Regions from separate parts of the Homo sapiens genome. Here region 1 is linked to region 2. A link is an interaction called in ENCODE POLR2A ChIA-PET data of the cell type or tissue named here. Cell type or tissue: OCI-LY7. All regions are shown on one strand.

Region 1 (5,000 bases), 560 kb before region 2:
TTCTAATGGCAAAGACTGACAATAAACAAGTAAATAAAATAACTAGGATTATGAGAGGTTTCATTCAATGGGAAAAAAGAGTCACGACAGAGAATAATGAGTCAGACACACATTAGAGGAGGTGGACAGCAAGGCATCTTTCAGACGACACTCAAGCTGAGTTTCAAGAGATGAGAAATTTCTGCTGTGAGAAGAGACCAAAGAAGACTAATCCAGGTGAAAGGAAAGTCCATTAAAGACCTTGAGGTTCAAAGAGTTCAACATATTCTAAGATCTGAAAAGGACATCAGTGTTACTGGAGCATCACGAGCAAGGGAGGATGGGAGCCAGTGTGGCTAATGAGGGAGGTAAGGGAAGATTGCACTGGAATTTGAGGCATGGTGGGAAGCCATTGACAAGTTTTAAGCAAGGAAGTGAGATAATGTGATTGACATTGTTCAAAGATCATTCAGGCTACTGGGTGAAGTGTGGACTACAGTGGTCAAGAGTGGCCACAGGGAAGCCATTTAGGACTCTATTATCATGAGCCAGGTGAGATGATGATGGACTGTCCTGGGGATGGTGACAGAGGTGAAAAGTGGTAGATGGATTTGAGATATGGCTCTTTTGAAGGTGGAATCCATGGAGGTCGCCGAATGCCGAATGTGTAAAGGAAAAAGACTGGTGAGGAAAATGGAGACATTGAGGGTCTGGGGCTGTAGTAAGGGGGTAGACGGTGACAAGGTCGAGCTACAGAAACAGAGAACACTGGAAGAGAAATTTTAGATGAAGCAGAAAGGGAGATTTGAAATTCACATGGGATATGTTCCGTTTGAGTCGCCTGTGAGTCAGCAACTGAATATGTCAACAGACAATTTACCAGACTAACACCCAGGGGAAAGCGCTGGATTAAAGAGAGACATTTAGAAGTCACAGTTACATGGATGGTGTTTCATGGAAATGAATAGAGGTGGAAAGAGCAGAACGAATGGGAGAGAAGAAAAGAGGTCTTGAGCGGAAGCCCTGGGAATGTCTGTTTAGAAACCAGGAAGTGGAGGCGGAATCGGCAAAGGAGAAGGAGCAGCCAGTAATGAGGCCATCTTGGATGCTAGGATGCCTACAGGGTTGCACTGCAGAATTTCTACATAGAGTTGAGCCATCAGTCAGGTTTGCAATTCATTGTGAAGCCAGTTAGTGTGAGCTTCTCAAACAGTATTCAGCAGTTCAGTCCAATCACAAAGAAAGTAGATCATTGGGTTCAACCAGGGTTGGGTGAGTGAGTGATTTTTGCTGGGTGAGTGCAAAGGAGAGTAGGAAGTTAGCAAGAAGGAGGGAAGGTAGTAGCCAGGACACAGGGCATTTAAAATCAAGATTCCAAAAGAGATGCAGTTTCTGCTGATGACAAGACACAGAATAAGATGATGAGGGTCAATGGCTGGGGTTTAGGGAAGGAAAGGATCACACTGGAGGGGGAAGTTTAAAAAGTAAACAAAGGAAAAAACTGAGAAGCAGAATGTTGGGTCACATATTTCTTTTTTGTTTGATTGTTTACTGAATTAGAATGAAATTAGAAGAAAGGATACAAAGAAAAACTGAGAACTTAAAAAAACAACAGAGAATGGGCATGACAAGGAACTTACTAGGTGACGAGGACACAGCTGAGGGAGGAATAAAGGCATCAGTTTCAAAGGAGCATGGGGTTTTGCAAAACAAAAAGTTTCGGAATCAGCAGTTGGGAGGAGAGAGGACACACACCCTACTTCTACTTCCTGGGAAATGAGAAGAAGGAAAATATTTGTCCCACAGAGACCACCAGGCCCAGAGGGAAGGCTTTGAGAAGATGGATAAAGGTCAACTTTACATTTAAATTGTACAGAATGACTTCTGTTCTATTCCTCCCTTATGAGTTGGAGAACTGATGTCCACTGCAGGGTAAAAAGGCATCCTATTTCCATGGACAGTGGTTGGTTCAGAAATGGACACAGAACCCAACGCTCACCATTTAGAACTGGGCAGAAATTCACTGGAGGCCTTCAGCAAGGTGATTTCCCACTCTGAAGGCCATGGAAAGCCAGCCTCTCTCCTGTCAGGCACAAATGAGGGAACATGTGGCTCTGAGAGCTACTGGCAGCTGTTCCAGAACTGTGATGAGAGCCAGTTTTAGGTTAAAGTCAACACTGCAACAGGCAGGGTGAAGAACACAGACAGAAGCTGCTGCTTCTGGCCAGGCGTGGTGGTTCAGGCCTGCAATTGCAGCACTTTGGGCAACTGAGGCAGGAGGATCCCTTAAGCCCAGGAGTTCAAGACCAGCCTGGGCAACATAGGGAGACCTCGTCGCTACTGAAAAAATGTAAAAATTAGCCAGGCATGATGGTGTGCACCTGTGGTCTCAGCTCAATTGATCTCAGGAAGCTGAGCAGTGAGTCGTGACCGTGCCACTGCCCTTTCACCTGGGTAACAGAGATCCTGTCTCAAAAAAAAAAAAGAAGAAGAAGAAGCTGTTTCTTCATGACATCCATGAGCCACTGCTGCTACCTTGAAGGTCAGCCCAACCTCTGGATTTTCTCCTTTATAAGCTCATACATTTCTTCATTTTTCCATTTTTTTAAAACCAGGTTGAGCCAAAAGCATCCAAGGAATGACTTTGAGATTCCTGAGAACTACAGCTTCATATTCCTCATTTATCCACTGTAGGCTGTGTCTCTTAGAAGATGCATTCTTCATTAATTTTATTTTATGTTATTTTGAGACAGGGTCTCACTCTGTCACCCAGGCTGGAGTGCAGTGACATGATCACAGCTCACTGTAGCCTCAACCTCTTGGGCTCAAGCAATCCTCCCACCTCAGTCTCCCAAGTAGCTGAGACCACAGGTGCATGCCACCACCCCAGCTAATTTTTTGTATTTTTTCGGTGGAGACAGGGTTTTACCATGTTGCCCAGGCTGGTCTCCAACTCTTGGGCTCAAGTGATCCTCCTGCCTCAGCCTCCCAAAGTGCTAGGATTACAGACATGTGCCACTGCGCCTGGCCAGGTTCATTTATGTTTATTGACCTGACCAAGAATGGTCCCTTTAACAAGATGTTTTGTTGTTTATTTCTTGAAGGGAAATAAAACCAAATTAATTGGTAGAAATACAGAAAGATAATAGAATGTATCAGGAAGAAAGAGAATGTATCAAGGGAGTTAATTTTTTAGGACTCATTAGAACAAGAATTTTTGTCCATTTTTTAATTTTTATAGACTTAGGGGATTTTTTTTTTTACAATTTTACAATTTTTTACAATTTTTAAATAATTTTTACAATTATTTTTACAGTTTTGTTACGTGTTACATGGATATTTGACATAGTGGTGAAGTCTGGGCTGTTAGGGTAACCATCACCCAAATGGTGAATATTGCACCCAATAGATAATTTCTCATCCCTCACCCTCCTCCCACCTTTCCAAGTCTCCAATGTCTATTATTTTACTTTCTATGTCCATGTGTGCACATTAGTTAGCTCCCACTTATAAATAAGAATGTGTGGCATTTGACTTTCTGTTTCTGAGTTGTTGCACTTCAGATGATGTCCTCCAGCTCCATCCATGTTGCTGCAAAAGACATGATCCTTTTTCATGGCTGAGTACTATTCCACTGTGTATATGTACCAAATATTCTTTAACCAGTCATCCACTGATGGACACTTAGTTTAATTTCTTATCTTTGCTATTGTGAATAGTGCCACAATGAACATAGGAGTGCAGGTATCTCTTTTATAGAGTGGTTCCTTTTCTTTTGGGTGGATACTGCATAGCAGGATTGGTGATCAAATGGTAGTCCTATTTTTAGTTCATTTTGTTTACTGCTGAATCTCTAGCATCTAGAACAGATAAGGCACTTTTAGAATATTTATCAAAGTCTTCCTCCCGAGAATATTGATCAAGGGTCCACAAAGTATCAGACACTGTGCTAGCCTCCGTGTTAGGGTATGGGAAAATGTGAGTCTCAAATGGGAAAAAGCCAGGCTTCGGACCAGACCCCAGGGTGACCGTGGAACCCATGGAAGCAGCCTGGAAATTCTGACTTGGCCTCCAGACCTTCGCAAGTCCCACTCATGTTTCAGCAGGACACATCCTCATTTCACCGCAGAGACGGAGCTGGTCCCGTGGCCAGAGTTCACCACCCCGAGGACTGATTGCCTCCTGGGAATAATGTTTTTCCCCTTTACACAAAGTGTCAGAGGCCTCCCACACGATTCCCTTTAGGCCCTTGATCTGTGAGGCTCCTGGGATTTTTCCACAGTGGAGCAAATAACATCAGTCACGAGAAAGCTGCAGCAGACAAATCTTCGTGGTCAGGCAAAAGCGCAAAATGAGCATCTCTGTTGCAAGTCAAAACAGGGCAATGGATATTGGCAGAGGTGGGGCCAGCCTCGGGCGTGCAGGCAGAGGCTGGAGCACAGCTCCGGGAATGGACAGGATCCCCTCTACCCCCTGGGGAAGAAGGAGAGCTCACCTCTCAACTTTCCATCCATATCTGAGTTTCCGAGGGATAAAATCATCAGCCAATCAGGTTGTCCTTAGAATGCAAGGCCGTCATGGGGCTTCTACCAACAGAAGGAAGCTGGTGGTGTATGCTCCAATCTCCCCACTCCGATGGTTGTCCTCATCACGGAGGAGCCAGTTACAGTGATCCAAGATGCATCTGCTCCCAGGGGCAGCTTGAGAAGGAGCAGGTGGCCCTATGGGTGCATGGATGGGCAAGGGGTCCTCCCCACAGGAGGAGCCCTGCACCCATGCCTTCCCAGAAAGAGGAGTGCACTGCAAATCCAAAAGACACAGCCCTGCTAACAGTAGCTATTTCCCGGGAACTGAATTTAGGGTGGAGGGGGCATGGTGTCATGAAAAGGAACTTTCGCTTTTCAGGTTATGTATGTATAGTTTTCTGAACTGGTATCACAACCACATGCTGCTTCTGTGTAACACTGATTTGGTCAAAAAGCCCTGTTCCTCCTGAGAATCACCAAATTGCTTCCCAAAGA
Region 2 (5,000 bases):
TTGAGGTTCAGGAGATTCTAAATTGAATATTCCACGGTTTGGGACAGCATCCGGAAGTTTTCCCTATGACTTTATATTTTGTATTATGTCAAATGTTATGGCAGGGCCCAAATAGCATAGCCACAAGTTTGGTTTATGTGGGCATAAAATTCTAACCAAACCCCAGACATAGGGAGTCATTTGGAGAAAGCCTGTATGTGGTGTTTTAACCTAATAAAGTTGATGAGAGAGAAGGGGAGAGGAAGCGAACATAAAGCGGGTCAAGTGTAGTGCATCTTTTGTATCTCAGGCGTGGCTTCTTCAGTGGACCAAGCTGCAATGCAGTATTGACTTGACAGAGCCTCTACTTCTGTCTCAAAATGGCTCCAAATGATTTCTGTACTGCAAAATAAAGCCAAATTCTGGAAACTACTGCCCGGTGTTGGTTTGTGTGTCCTGATTGCAAGGGTCACAGCTGCCGTGCTTCCTTTGGTAGCACTGGAGTCAATGCCAGTCAGAATGCTCAGCAGCGGAAAGCGTGGGTGTCTTCTGATCTGGAAGGATCACAGCAGGTCCTGTCGTCTGGCTTCCCTGTGAGTAGACCTCGAGTTTTATTCTTGACACAGTACCATTACTAGACCTATCATCTTTGTGCAGAAAAAATAGTGTTTAATGATTTTGCTTGTAGCAGCAGTTATAAGGGAGTAAGTGAACTGTCAGGTAGAGTAGGTGCTTTAGTAAATAATTTTTGTGTAGTTGAAATGATAAAGTGTTTACATATAAGGCCCTTTCCCCTGACAGTGATGAGCCTCACGGCAGATGCTGTTGTTTACCACAGATAAACACTGACTCTTCAGAGTATGAAGGAGACAGACTAAGGTAGATGATGTGTTAAAGGAACTAGGGTGGTGATTTAGATTGTTATTCATATTGCCAAAATGATGGAGCTTCTCGACTTCAGTTGATGTTTTGGGCTGGATCATTCTCTGTTGATAGGGTTGATTGTAGCAGCATCCCTGGCCTCCACACACTAGATGGCAACAGCACCATCTTGGAATGACAACCAAAAATGTCTCCAGATGTTGAGAACCACTGCTTTACCTGTATGATAAAATTATCTGAAGTCCCAGCAAGCCTTTTTCTCTTCCCATGCAAAGGCCCAAGCTGGGTTAGTAATAAGTGAAAAAAGAAAAACCACGCATCTTCATATTCTTCATTCAACGTATTTACTGAATACCTTGTGTGCCAGGCCAGTGGAGACAAAGATGATAATGGTAGTTACTGGGATAACTCAGTTTGGTGAACACATGATGTGGTTTGGTTATTAGTAGAGTTACAGAAAAGGTAGCATGGAAACTGAGATGGCCTCGTGGGTGTTGGAAGGCTTTTCAGCAAGGGGAGGTGAATGTTATTAGGTCCAACCTGAAAGGTGCATATTTCAGGCAGATAGATAGGTGTTTGGCATCTTATAACTGCTCACTTTCCTTTTCCTTAGTAATCTGAAAGTAATTCACTGTACTGAATAGTTAATGGTTCCCTTAATAGACTCTTGTCCTTGGAAAAATAAAATGAAATGACTGGGGTTCTATTAGTAACTGAAAAATTGTCAACAATTAAAACTCTAAAACCTACTCATGAGAAAATAAAGCTCTTTTGTTTAGGAATAATAAAAGCCGACTTAATGACTTCTGAAAGAAGTAAGTGTCCCTGTAAAGGCCAGGTGAAACTGCCATTCTTTAACCTGTTACTCGGTGTACTTGACTGCGGAAAGAACCCAGAAACAGAACAGGCCAGGCCCAAAGGATAGAAGTGTAGGTTTCCTCTGGAAGCTTACTGTTCTGCTAAATGACCTAAAAATTGCTAGAACACTCCAGATAAGTCAATTTCTGCTATAAAAATCATTGCAGAAAGAGATTATTTTTAGTTGTCTTTATTTAAAAAATGAAACACATTAGTTACAAAAACCGTTGCTCCAAATAGATACCGTGTATCTTACAAATGTTTTTTGCTTGGTTTTGAGTGTTTACTGTAGAAATTTTCAATATCATAAATAAATGATTATTTCTTTCTCAGAAAGCTGATTTTTGTAGTGTAGTATTTACAAATACCGTAAGTGAAAAATGATAGTTTATAAATTTGTACCATTTAGGAAAAAATGTTTTATGTAGTGTTGTTTGTGTAACAGCAAATAAAACCATTTAAGATTATAGTTTTTACAAGGGTGGTAAAACCTTTAAAACAGAGCATAATGTGCATCGTATGCCTTTCTGACATTAGCATGCAAAAACAAAGCTATTTGTTAAAATAGACTTATTTTTGCTCCAACTAAGTAAACATGTAAAATTATTTTTAATAAGCTCAATAGCTTAGAAGGCATCTTGTTTAAAATGAAAATAATTTAAAACAATATCTAGCACTGCAACCCAAAGCTAACAGACAACTGCAATGCCACTGTGACATATTTCAGCAAAATATAAAAAATGAAAACTTTCCAAGTTGTAGAACATTGGTTTTTCAAATGTAAGACTGTTCACATGTGTATTCACATGTTCACAAGTTTTCCAAAGGGAAAATACTAATTTTTTATTGGCATCATCCATATCCAGGCAGGCTGTAGTTGAGTCACCTGAAGAAACACAAAATTGATAAAGAACTTCTTAAAATAATACGAACAAGAAATATTTTATAAGCGGGATGCTCTAATGGGGAAAACGCCTATGCATTCTAAGGTTACATTATGTTCTGTACTGACGATCCAAGTTAACAGCAAGTGAAAATGCACATTAGATAAAATAGGTAATTTTAGTAGATGGTTACTTCATTTAGTGATAATTTAGGAATTCCTATTTATGCCAAATAGCAATTCCACCCCTAAACAAACACTTTAAATTTATAGCATGAAGTATGTAAACAACAGTTTCCCAACTGTTTCCCTTAGACACAAATGTCAATATTTGCCATCAACAACTCCAACTCACATGGGAAAGTTACATAAAAAGTGTTCTTACCAATAGCTACTCCTAAATGGAGCTGCTATTTTTTCTATGTTTTCTATAAAGTTATTTACATCTGTAACAAGGATTCCACTATTTTCAAAGACTTCTCTGGGGATAGTAGGCTTGTCTGTTAAAAAAAAAAAAAAACAACTTTTGGTTAATATAATTAATGTACTTTTATATAACAGGACCTGGTTTTTTATTTTAAAAAATCTGTGGAACTTCCTCGTGTGAGGGGTAGGGGGAGAAAAGGTGTTGGGTTCCAAATTAAGAAAAGATTTGAAGCTTTGGAAATAGATGCCTCCATCGGGGGTGGTGGTTAAAGTACTGAAAAAAAATCCCTGAAAAATGATAACTATGGTTCTTTACGTAAATTTTTCTTAACACTTTTTTTTTTTTTTTTTTAAAGATAGATAGGGTCTTGTTCTGCCACCCAGGTTACAGTGCAGTGGTGTGATGACGGCTCACTGCAGCCTCGAGCAATCCTTCTGCCTTAACCCAAGTAGCTAGGACTATAGGCACACATCACCACACCTGCCAACTTCTGTAGAGATGAGGTCTCGCTAAGTTGCCCAGGCTGGCCTCAAATTCCTGGGCTCAGTGATCCACCTGCTTCAGCCTCCCAAAGTGCTGGCATTACAGGCGTGAGCCACTGTCCCTGGCTGCCCCACAAATTTTTTAAAAGCAACCTCTGCCTCCGGGGTTCAAGCCATTCTCCTGCCTCGGCCTCCCAAGTAGCTGGGACTACTGGCATGAACCACCACACCTGACTAATTTTTGTATTTTTAGTAGAGATGGGGTTTCACCATGTTGGCTAGGCTGGTCTCTAACTCCTGACCTCAAGTGATCCGCCCGCCTCGGCCTCCCAAAGTGCTGGGATTACAGGTGTGAGCCACTGCACCCAGCCCCAGTATTGATTTAAAAAATAATACGGTATAACTACTTATACTGTATTGAGTATTATAAGTAATCTAGAACTGACTTACATACATAGGAGGATTGTGTAGTTACCTGCAAATACTACATTTTATATAAGGGCTTCAGCTTCAGCAGATTTGGGTGATTCTGGTATCCATGGGATGCCAAGCCATTTAGATACCTGATACTCTTCATCAGGTATCTAACTTTGACATTCCTAGAGCTGACCAATTTTGGCATTAACTGAGTAAAATGCGCCTGTGAATTACCTGTTAGGAGGACAGCAAACCTGGCATCAATATGCTGAATTTGCAGGTTTAGCAAACATTTCAGAATTTCTGCTTTTGTTGATGATCGAGAGTCACACTGGTGATAATGAAGCAATTCAATGATATTTGCACTCTGAAATGACTTCAACATTATGTTCTTCTTATGTGCAGTTGAATCCACTCTGTGAAAGATACATAGGCATATTAAAATATTTTTCAGTTTTATTCTTAGGACTTTTTCTTGCCTTCAGTTTAACCATTCAAACTCATGAGTTCCTCTGCCTTTCTTCTTGACGTTCTTTTTCATGACACACTTTGGTTACCTCAAAACATCACAATTGTACCTACTCCTTTTGTAAATGTGGATTTTAAACATGGGCCTCATTCTAAGAGGGACATCATGCATCTACCTACGACCAATCAAGCCATGTGGCTTGGCAAGCCTTTCATGAATTTCGAGTGGGCCTTATTGCGTTGTATATTTGTAGAGCAATGCACATCTATACTTCTCATACCTTGTGGGCAGATAATCGCCAACTTCATTAAAATTAGGTAGCAGCCAGAATTTTCTTGGTTTCTTGCTTCCCTGAAAATTCTATCACTACTAGGAAAATGTGTTAACTCAGTATGTTTAAATTTTTAGCATTTCTGTCTCTGCTCGACTCCCGTCTCTCTAGTTTTCATCACTTACATTCTCATGCTTGTTGGAGAAAACCCAAATCACACCCATTCCCATAACCCTAGTGATAATCACTCTTAACATCATGAATTAATTTCCTTTCACTTTTTCCTGTATAAATTTTTTATGACATCATACTGAACATAGTTACATGATACC

What was found. ChIA-PET counts read pairs that join two places held together with the same protein. Peaks named below come from ENCODE experiments on the same cell type or tissue, not always from the same donor. Only the 100,000 strongest peaks of a DNase experiment are listed, where the experiment ranks them.
Region 1: POLR2A ChIA-PET joins it to region 2 with 11 read pairs; 1 of 35 experiments calls an interaction of 5 or more read pairs at or near these places.

Annotation. Positions count from the first base shown.
Region 1 is chr10:6,317,926-6,322,925 of GRCh38, reverse strand. It overlaps a transcript of PFKFB3 not described here. Among named protein-coding and RNA genes, the nearest start is that of LINC02649, 6.1 kb to the left of the region's middle. In OCI-LY7, no CTCF peak of the experiment used is centred here; a DNase peak (open chromatin) is centred at 2,395; H3K4me3 peaks cover 1,855 bases; H3K27ac peaks cover 3,576 bases.
Region 2 is chr10:5,760,634-5,765,633 of GRCh38, reverse strand. It overlaps TASOR2 (transcription activation suppressor family member 2), which reads right to left. Exons shown (of 22, transcript NM_001321783.2): 20 at 4,163-4,344; 21 at 2,988-3,102; 22 at 1,894-2,605. The coding sequence ends at 2,602. GDI2 (GDP dissociation inhibitor 2) reads left to right here. Exons shown (of 11, transcript NM_001494.4): 11 at 1-411. Among named protein-coding and RNA genes, the nearest start is that of GDI2, 50 kb to the left of the region's middle. In OCI-LY7, CTCF peaks have their summits at 816 and 1,015 (motif pointing right); no DNase peak of the experiment used is centred here; H3K27ac peaks cover 929 bases.